2 separate regions of the Homo sapiens genome follow, and region 1 is linked to region 2. The links are chromatin contacts, found by Hi-C or POLR2A ChIA-PET in ENCODE. All regions are on one chromosome and are shown on one strand. Each heading gives the region's core, a stretch centred on a gene start or an enhancer-like site at or near the end of the contact. The rest is flanking DNA. Distances are from core to core; before and after follow the strand shown. Region 1 has its middle 180 kb from the start of LYPLAL1. Region 2 has its middle 130 kb from the start of LYPLAL1.

What was found. A loop is a pair of places that touch in the nucleus more often than their neighbours do. ChIA-PET counts read pairs that join two places held with the same protein, here RNA polymerase II (POLR2A).
Region 1: a map of ascending aorta shows a loop between it and region 2 (2.0-fold over the local background). The contact joins two enhancer-like sites. A Hi-C loop is called at or near these places in 2 of 168 maps with a recorded cell type or tissue (K562 and ascending aorta) and 1 of 37 single-sample maps with no recorded cell type. POLR2A ChIA-PET finds 5 or more read pairs at or near these places in 4 of 52 experiments (A673, BJ, HepG2 and 1 more).

The regions. Positions count from the first base shown.
Region 1 is chr1:219,346,517-219,351,879 of GRCh38, forward strand. It overlaps a transcript of LYPLAL1 not described here. Among named protein-coding and RNA genes, the nearest start is that of LYPLAL1, 180 kb to the left of the region's middle. Within about 2 kb of position 1,700, at least 7 of the 41 ENCODE cell types and tissues checked have a DNase peak (open chromatin) inside an H3K27ac peak, as active enhancers do; they include ascending aorta, where a contact is called at or near this core.
Region 2 is chr1:219,300,762-219,306,451 of GRCh38, forward strand. It overlaps a transcript of LYPLAL1 not described here. Among named protein-coding and RNA genes, the nearest start is that of LYPLAL1, 130 kb to the left of the region's middle. Within about 2 kb of position 4,235, at least 4 of the 41 ENCODE cell types and tissues checked have a DNase peak (open chromatin) inside an H3K27ac peak, as active enhancers do; they include ascending aorta, where a contact is called at or near this core.

The sequences.
Region 1 (5,363 bases), core at 450-2,949, 43 kb after region 2:
CCAGTTTCATAAGAGGGCTTTGGTACTGAGCATCCATTTGGCACACAAACATGTGTGCAGGAAAAGAATGAAAAGATAGGGATACTGGCAGAGAGACGCTGTGTTGAACCAACTTTCCAGGACATCCCCAGGAGACCTGTGAAGACAGGTGGAAGGTTTGGGGGAGAATCAGAGCTTAATGTGTATGTGATCATATTTACACATATAGGCTGGTAGCCCCATAAGTGGGGGGCCATAAAAAAGAAGTTGCAAATTAGAAAGTAAAGGTTAACTAGAAGCTGGAGACCAAGGTGGAAACACCTGATTAGAAGGGAAACAGAGACCAGGAAGAGCACGCCCTGCCTCTCTGAAACCTGGGCAGAGAGAGAGAAGAGCTCAGCCTGGGGAAGGTAATTTGAAATGTATTTTAACAAACACCAAAACCCCTATTTTGTTTCTTTTATTTGAGACTTGACAAATCTTGTTTATTATAGGTAACATGTGTTTTTAAACCACACAAGCACCTCTGACAGTACTTCAATTTTGCTTCTTGTTAATCTTCCTCTTTTTTAGCCTCTTTTCTGTGTTTTATTCACATTTCTCTTAAACTGACATCATCAATTTTGCTCTTATTAACCATGATTTTTCAAAAATGCTCCTTGATTTTTTACCTTATTACCACTTTTCCATTTCCTTTCTCTTATCCTTATTTCTGGACAAGCTGCTATGCCCAGGGTTTTGATTAATTCACTTTTTGGCCATTCTTTTTCTTTTTCTTTTCCTTTTTAGCTAGGTCTGGCTTTTGGCTTCTGAATGTTGATCAGTGTTCTCCCTTGCTCCATATGCTAATTAACAACCAATACCCCCAAATTCTTTCATTAAAAAGTAGTCTTGATACAAGAACTGTTTAAGTCAGAACCCTCCATATTTCCTTCTTTGTCACTGGCAAAAAGCTGTGAGAAGGATTCTTGATGCCTCCACAATCACCGGGGCCTTGTCCTGAAACAAAGAAGACTGTCCAGGCTTTGTTACTCATCAGAACTAAAATAATACCACCCCCCAGGATTCTGTCACTTTTTGTTTTCCCTTTTATTCAAAAGGAAAAATAGCATGTAGCTGCCAATAGATGCTGTGATCTACAAAATATTTGCACAACATAATTTATTTTTTTATTAAGAGGTGTGGCTAGAATGATTCAAATAACCCATTACTTTCTTCTCACATGTCCTGCCATCCCTGTCAAGAAATAATGAATTCAACTTTTGTCAGAAAAACTTCTTTCACTGGATGAGACAGGTCAATTGGGTGCATGAAGCATATTTTCCCTTCTTTTTCACAAAAGGCTCCAGATTCTCCTTGATGCACAGAAAAAAAAAAAATCACCAGGCCCTTGAGCTCCCCCACAGGAGCAGCCAAAAGAAAAGCTTAAAATATGTTCCTTGGCAGAGAAATGCTCTTATTCCCATGGAAAAGAAAAAAAAATAAAATAAGAAATCTGGATTATTGCTCATCTGAGGGCCATGTGGGTCTCCAAATAGACTTTGTAGCAAATATGTGCTTCCTGTGATCCAGCAGTGAGCACTGCTAACCTGGCCAAGTCAGCAAAGAGGGAAAGTCAATTTCACATGGGAGCCTTGTCCATAAAACAAACGCAGCTCTGCTCAGGTTGTGTGTATTGCCCAGCTGCTGCCTTTATGTAGAAGTCAGGCAAACCCCACTTCCACAGTGCCAGCCACGCCCTCTGGGCCATGGGCCAGTGGTCATTTCCAGCAGCAGAGACTGAGGGCAGGGCAGGGTTGGAAGGAGCTGCTGTAGTGAGTGAAGTGAGAACACCGGCCAACGTGGGAGCAAAGTAGCAAGCCAAGGCTTGGTTGGGGTCAATTCGTGTGGGTCTGTAAATCTCCTTCATGGATCATTAGTGCTGAAAGGGGCCTCTGCAGGTCATTCTGTGTATTCCTCAGCTTCTTCTGGGTCACTTCCACACATGGTTTTCCTTCCAGGTCTGATAGATTTTCAAGAAAGAATATGTCTTCAGTCTTCTTTTTTTATCTCCTAAATTCTCCATTTCATTCTTCTTGAGTACTGATATACTCGACTAATTTGACCTAATAAGCTAAAATTTTAGGTAGTTAAATCATCAGGTTTGATTACTGTACAGTCTATGGTAAATATGCAGCCAGCTGTCTAGCAAATGTTCAGAAGAGCCAGAGAGTGTGCATGAAGCTGTATAATCTATTGCCTTTCCCGGGAGAAAACCCCATATTTACATATTTTTTCAACAAATAATTGATTGAGTGCCTGCTATATATCAGAAACTTCCTAGAACTTCCTTTGCCATCCTGTCTCTAATGGCAAAGGATGAAAAAAAGACAAAAATCTCCACTTTGTAGAATTTACATATCTTGGTGATGGAGTAAAACATCATCTCTAATATAAAGGCAATCTCTACTATCACCATCTCAGCTATTATATCATTGACTGCTACTGTAGTTCATATGATTATTTCATTTTAGACTGACAACAATTCATGCAGTAGGGAACATCATTTCTTTTTCATAAAAGAGAAAATTGGGCTTTAGAGAGGTTACGTAACTTGCTCAACACTGTGAAAAGGTGAAAACAGGTCTGCTGATTTCAGAGCCTGGCTCATAACCACTGGACTGACTACATACAAATAATTGACCTAGATAGTCCCCACGTCTTGACCCTCTTTATTTTAGTGCTCTTGAAAGTATTCCCAGAGAAATCCTTTTTAGGATGGTTATAGACATATAGTTCATTCAGTTCAGCATGAACTGAGAAACTACTCTGTGTTAGGAGCTAACCTAGAAGTTGATAACACAGTGAAATGTGATCCCCAGCTTCACAAAACTTTGATATATGGAGAGGAAAGAGGTGTAGGCAGTATGATGAGGTAAATGCTATGAGAGAGATGTGAACAGACTGTTAATGAAGCATAATTTGAAGCATAAAATAAGGGCATCTAAGCCCATCCTCTGATAGGGAAAGTTCCTCAGGGATGATAACATCAAGTAAAGAAGAAAAGAGTGTGCGTGCATGTGATCATATGCCTGTGTGCATGTGTACCTATGCATGCATGTATGTATGTGTACTCATGTGCATATGTGTGTATGCATGTTTGTGTGTATGTGCTTGTGTGTTCATGTGTGTAGTGATCAAGAGGGCAGCATGAAAACAAAGTGGAGAGAGTGGGAATCAGTCTGGCAACAGGACACAGTCATGAAACAAAATGGTACATTGGATAAACTTAAGAGTAGCACCTTTTAAATTTAGACTAAGAAAAACTTCCAGGCTTGATCTTACTCTGCCCATCACTTATACTCAAGCCTCTCACTGTGTATGTTTATCTTGCTTTAATCTCTAAAATAACAGGGAAAAATAGTAACATGATCTTAGAAATGTCTTCACCTCCACTCTTTTTACCTAGCAATTGGATTTTCTTGGAGTAATATAAGCCATTACATTATTCAATGATGCCTTTGATTTCACTGCAAACTGCTGAGATTAGAGTGAGGTTCCATTGCATATTAAAAACAAATAGTTTTCCAAAGCAGAATTTTAACCTGTAAACTCTAATGTACCTTCAAATTAATTTGTGTGGATAGAGATGGATAGAGTGAAGAATTTTAAAAGGTGTCTATTTTTTAAGTGATTTTTTATAGCATCAGATGCTCATGTTTTCCATTCAGATCGATGAAGCCACAGCCTGAGATCCACATGCATGCCCTGCCACACTGTATATGTTTTCAATCAGTTCTACAAGGTTGTTATTTTTTTTTTCAATGTCAAAACTTAACCCACACACGGTCTCATGAGGCATAGAGATGCCTAAGCCACAATGCTGGGTTGTAGGACCTAATATCCGTGTAATGATGGGATTGGCTGCAGGGCACATTTGGAAATAATCTTCAGCTTTTGGAATTGAGACCAAGGGCAGGAAATAATAAAACTGTGTGAAGCTACACTGCCTCCTCCTTCTGTTCCCAGCATTCTGCACTTTGGTAGAGAATATCTACATTTCACTGGGTTCAGGGAAACATTGAGCATTGCCAAAAGATAGCAAAGTGTAGAGCTGAGCAGAGTGAGTGAGCACCTTGGAGAATGAAGTAGAGGCAAGAGGGCATTTGGCAACAGTGGAGGCTGCAACCGATATGCAGATGTTGGAGGTCTCCAAACATCTCATCAAACAAATAGACCAAGGGAAATGCTTTTCTAAGTAGCATGCACTTAACCCAGGAAACTCGATGACATATGATTTTTATTGAGCCAAGGAACTCTGTACTTTTGTCAAAGAGCTGGACACTGTGATGAATATGAATAACATCTGTAGCTCAGCTAAGTGGGGTGAAAGGGATGAGCTTGATCCATCTTCTGGCATTTGCTGCTGAAACCAATTCCTGGCAGGGCTTCTGCAAGAGGGTGAGGAGCCCAGTGGGTCAGGGGCCATTTTCTGAAGTATTTGTTCATCTTGCTCTGAAATATTACAACAAACCATAGATAGAAAACAAAAAGACCAGGAGCCTTGTTCAACCTCTGCTGTGACTACCTAAAGCTCTGAAGATCTTTCTACTATATTTGTAGTGCAGCTTCTGTAATATCATTCCCACTTATTTGCATTGTTATCTAGTATTTGCCAAATAGATTAACAGTTTCAGACAGAACATATTGGACAATTATTAGATTAGACAATACATAGTAATTCTCAGACTTACACACATATACACTTTCTCTCAGGACCTTTTCATTTGCAGATATCCTGCTGTTAAAATAACTTACTGGTAGCTCATTGTTGGGATGAGAATATTTACTCTGGCCTAGGAGTACAAGTGGTATAGAAAAGAGGAAAGGGAATAATAGAGCAGAGAGAGAAAGGAATTAAGGAGGGCACATCATCAAAGAGAAATCTCTCTATACTTAATGTTACTAACCCACTCTCATGAGGATCATCCAATTACCTGTCTAGCATTAAAATAGCAGGGTCTATGTCATGAATGCCACTGGCTTATGTCTGATAATAACCAAATACTTCACCGAGAATGCCCTTATGTTCACTTTATCCCCAGCCTATCCATTTCATTGATGGCGAATGTTCTTATAAGGGAAATAAAAACACATCAAGAAGTTGTTGCTGAATCTGGGAAAGTAGCAAATCATGCCTACATTTTCTATTTTATTCCCAAAGTTATTCACAGTGTTTTAAAGCAAAACAGAAGATGTTTTTGATGCACTAAGACTCTTAGTAAACAAATACAAACAATTAATTAGGGCATTGAATGAATAAACCATAGACACTTCACCTAGGAATGTGCCATTGGCAATGGGAAATTATCTGGTAGTTGGAATTAAGCTAAAATATTTATAAA
Region 2 (5,690 bases), core at 2,985-5,484:
CCTGACCTCGGGATCCGCCTGTCTCGGCCTCCCTAAGTGCTGGGATTACAGGAGTGAGCCACCGTGCCCGGCCTATCCTAACATTTCCTAATGTCCTGAGAGTTCAGAATTAGCCAGTGATGGAAATTATCTTTTAGATATTTCAAAGTTTGCTTCCTCTTTTCAAGAATATTTATATTTTCAGTAGTGGTGGCATGCACCTGCAGTCCCAGCTACTCAGGAGGCCTAGATGACAGGATCACTTAAGCCCAGGAATTCGAGACCAGCCTGGACAACATAGCAAGACTCCACCTCTAAAAAAAAAAAAGAATATTCATATTTTACTGGTTGGCATACATGAAATCAAAATGGGTTGTCTTTTCAATAACGATTCAACATTATTTATTCTTCAGCAGTAAAATTCCACAGCATGAATTACATTACATAAATCTACTCATTAAGCTTATTGGTTGAGCATCCTATTTATTCAAGGCAAAAGAGATACAAAATAAATAAACACATACTTTTCCCCAAGGTATTCACAGTAATCTAAGAAAACAGGTACAAAAAGACGTAATTATGGTACAGAATGGTGAAGCTCATGTCTGACATATAAACATGTGAGGGAGCATAATTGGGCTTTCCAAATTTCAAGCTATCTAGAAATAAGAACTATATAGAAGAAAAATTGTACTAGAATAAAAGGAATTTGTGATTATAGAGCATGGGAAAAATGTAAGTTTATTTGCAATTCTATTTAGACCATGCTTTTATTGTAAAATATTTTTCAATAAACCACAAAAAAATCCAAAGTAATTTTATTTGCATTATACCTCTTAATCTTGTAGTGTTTCTGAGACATGGAAAAAGACAAGTGCTTTTATTTCTAATTTATAAATAAATGTGTATCTTAACTTCAGTTACTCAATTGCCCCCCAGAAAATATAACATAACCCTATTCAATAAGATTCTTTAAAAATTTTACAACTCTGAAAAGCTCTTCTATACTCTCCTATTTTTAACTAACAGTTATTTTTAAATGTACATTTTAATTCTTTTTCTCATTTTTGATACCTGATATATTTTAAATGCCTCTCTTTTTTATCACTTGCAAAAAGTGGCCAGTAACTAATTCTCCCTTCTCAAATTCCTTTTTGATTTTACAATAGTTCATATTTGTTTTGAATTTTTTAAAAAATACATGATACAGATAAGCAAAAACAAAGAAAAGACAGAATGAAAAAGAGAGAGAGAGAGAGAACTGGGGGTAGGGGCTCTAATTAGAAAAAGGAACTTCTGGAACAAGCAAAAAGGGGTGTGCATAGCAAGGCAGCATTGCCAGCAGTGTTAAGGGTGCACATGCTTCCTGACTTTCTCCCTGTGATGATCCTATTATTCTACAATTCTTAAATGTAGGTCCATCTATTATACTTATTTCTTTCTACTTCATTTGTACTTACCTCAGCTCAGAGGTGCTTCAATAACTGTTAACTGATCTTGCTTCTATCTCTCTCCATCCATTCAGATTACATTGCCTAAATTAGTATTTTCCAAGAGTCACTCTTCTGGGCAAGTATTTTCATTACCTTCACTGGTCTTATAGTATAGAATACCACTCCAGGCCCTGAGCATATTCTAACAGTAAGTTAATTTCAGCCTTATTTTTCACTATTCCCCTCTCCACCCCTGCTTTCCACAGCCCAGAAGCTCCTTATGTTGGTGAGGTGTAGGAGGAGCACGGTCCTCAGAATGAAACTGATCTGGGTGCAAATCCTGGCTTCATCACTACAGAGAGGTTGTGAATCTAGGCAAGTTTCCATATCTCTCTGAGTCTCAATTTTTTTTCATTTATGGAATAAACATAATATTTTTCACCTTGCAGGAACGTGTGGAGGACACATGAGAAAGGTATCCAAACATACATTGCCTAGTGTGGGGCACACCTTAGGTTCTCATTAAGAGTTAGTTTCTTTTCTCTCCAGTCAGATTGTCCCTTTCCCTTTTTCACCTCCAATCTTTGTCTGGGATGCCCACTTTTTCACATCCTTCTATTCTTGATGTTTTTCTCCTCTTTGAAGATCTTCTAGGTCATTCCAGCTCACAGGAATTCCTCTGCTTCCTCTAAATGCCTAATGCATTACATGCATTAGCCATTCACCACTCGTTGGTGGGATCTTTGAGATCTTTCTTGATATGCTGTCATGTTTTATTATTATTCTCCTGTATACAGTCCTCCCTGCATTCCTGCTTTGTTTCACAAAATAGACTATGAGCTCACCAAAAATAGGTCTATTCACTCTGTATTCTCAGTACCTCACACATTTCCAGAAGTATAGAAAATGCTCCACTATCTCTTTATTGAATTGATTTTTATATTTTATTATCTTCCCTAGGTCTTCCCTTGAATCTTAAATCATGAAATATTAATAATTAATCAATCAATTCATTTATTTATTTGTGCGTTTGTTTTCAACAACAATGTATTGGATGTTTACAATGTTCCAGGCACTGATCTAGTTACTCAAGACATAGCTATAAACTAAATAGACAAGTTTTTTGCTTTCATGGATTATCTTATAGTCTAGTGGGTAATAAAAACAATACAAATGTAGATTAATAAATAATTTAAGAGTCATGACTACTCTGAGGGAAATAAAACCAGGTGACAGGAGAGCTAGTGACAGATAAGCAGGGTTGTGCCTGGGGCTTGGGAATCCCCAAGACATTTTGGCCATGGAGCAGATGATCTGCAGCAGGCAATTGGTTGTTTCTTGTCACCCAGTGTTACTGGTGGTTGGAGCTCATCTACTATGTGCAGATCATAGAACATGTGAGCTGTGAGAGAACTCAACAGTGATGAAGTCTAGCAATTCTCAAATACTATTTTATTGCCATATATTTATTCAAGTGAAATCTCATAGGGAAGCCCATAACTCCTGGATGTTTTCATAATTCCGCTGAAAACCTTTGGTCTGGCTTATGTTCTTTACTTTTACAAATGAGGAAACAAATACAAATGGCACATGGAGATGAATGGTCAAAAATTAGATGGCAGACAGGTGTGAATGACATCATAGGTATCTTATGATACCTGATTGGCTCGGGTGGCTACTATGTTTTTCTGTTTGAAGAAACAGTTCCCTTCAAAACAAGTTTCCAACCTAGGGATATGATTTATTGCTCCATTGCAATTTTTAACAGTATTACCCAATTATTTACATAACTTATTCCCTAACTAGTTCTAAATAGTTTTTAGTTGTTGCTTAAGACCAAAACAATTATCTAATAAATATTTACAATGATTTACAAACATAAAGATTGAAGATGTATGTCCCCTTTAGGCTCAGCTGTAAATTACCTTCTCTCTCTCTGATCCCTATAATCCTTTATACCTCCCATATGATATTTGCCAGATTTTACCTTGTAAAATTGCTGTCACAACCTTTTCTGACCCTATACATAAAACTGCAAAAGGTCTGAGACCAGGAAATCATATCTTAATATATTTGTGGTACCCACTAAAAACAGTGCCATGCATTTATAGTAGATGCTAAATAACAAATATTAAATAATTATCCAAGATGCTCAGTTTAATTCAAGCAGACAGAGTCACTGAAAAATTATTTTGAGCATTGATAACATCACTGGCATATGTGGGTAGCCTGCCAGGTGGCAGTCTTGCCAAGGAAAGCATTCATTTGAATGTGTAAGATCTGGTATGTCATCAAAAGCCATTCGTATGATTTCATCGTCATGGCATCTATTTAGTGAGTGACTCTTAGATTACTTAGAGCAGGATGCTAGGTGCTTTGGGTGGGATTCAGAAGAGGCATAAAATATAATCCATTCCTTTAACAAATTAGCAGTGAAGACTGGGAAACAAGAGTCCAAAAATATAAAGTCGTGTATAATTAAGTTCTAAATTGTGTAGTGAAAGTAAGTGAGGCAGAAGTCCAAGGAGTGATCACTAAATGGTGGCTGTGGAGGGTAGGAAAGGCACCAGACCCTAGATTGCCATGAAAACACATATTGAGATGCCAAGTCGTCTACACAGATCTCTGAGGGAATTAAAGGCTAGTCTACACAAGGTCATAGCACAATAAACGAGTCGCAGGAATGAAGAACAAAATTGGCTTTCATTTTTCCTATCGGCAAAGAGGCTTGGCTTGACACAGTACTGCAGGTTTCAAAAATTCCAGTGTCAGATATTGTTCCTAAAGGAGAAACATTCTGAGAACTTGTGAGAATGCAAATTTGTCCTTGCACAGGAGGACGTCAGCCAAAGAGTTCCCAGACATTACTCACTGGTTCGGCATATCCCTCAACCTACTAGGCTAAGTTGTGCCATGTCACTGAGGGGACCACAGTCTGTTCTTACATGGACTGTGGCTCAAGAAATTAGGAATGGGAAGGACCAGAATTTACAGTGTGGAGATGAAAGGTACAAGCCTTATAAGGAGAGATCACAAAAGAAAAATGTTAGACTATCTGGAATGCCAGGTGATGAGATATGACATGTAACATGGGTAGTTAACCCATCAGGAGCTCTAGACACAAATATACTCCCTTTCTTTCAGGGTGTAGAGTACTCTGTAATTGGTGTAGGAAGCATATAAGGTGCTGTTTTCATAAGTCTTTAGCCTGGATGGAAAGTTATGCAGAAGTTAGAAAAGAGACATACTGAAGAAAAAAACAGCCGAAGATGCCTCCCCCTCAAGACTATTCATTTATCTATAAAGGATGTTTTGGGGTCACAAAATTGGATGATACTTCCAAGGACTCCATAAAATTATTGTGAAGCCTATAATGGCTGATGTAAAACACTGAAATAACAGTGCATGTCTTAAACTGATGCACGCAACTTGATTGAACAGGATAATGGCACAATGGCAGAAAGTGATATTCAGGGCATTGGGTATCTGTTGAAAACCCTATCGTTTACAAACAGAAATTTGTTGACCACTTACTCTGTGTTGGGTGCTGTACCAGGTGCTGTGAGAATATGAAAGAAATACAAGGCTGATTCCTCTGCTGAGAGAAATCTAAAATTGGAGGGGAAATGAGGATCCATATATGTCCTTGGCAAAACAACCTCTTTCTTCCAACACCACCAGCTTCATCATCACTATCAACTCTGAACTACAATACTTCCATTTTGTTTATGCGGTATTTTATGATTTAACCCAGGAATGTTGACAGTATTCTCCCATTTCCAGATTAAAGATATTTCATTTGTCCAGGTTATCTCAGGTTACATGAAAAGTAATCTTATCTTTGACACTCTGAAAGTCTCAGCTACTACTAGCGTTTTCTAACAGACAATGAACTCCATACATGTAATTTAGTTCACATCAATCATACAGAACATATAAATATATACATATGAATGGTATCTTCTTGAGTGTAGACTTTGAGAGGCCAAGTCCAAAATACTTTTGGAAAATCTCTTTGGAAATTGTCTTCAACAAATGCATTGCATTCTCTGGTTTCCTAATGCTGTCAGATATGTAACTTGTAAACAATAAATTTTATAAGTAACCAAAGGTTATTGGGAGCTCTGATGGTTAATTTTGTGTCAATATGACTGAGCCACAGGGAGCCCAGGTATTTGGTTTATGATTATTCTAGTGTGTCTGTGAGTGAGTTTCTGGATGAGATTAACATTTGAATCAGTAGAATGAGTAAAGCACACTGCCATCCCTAATTTGGGT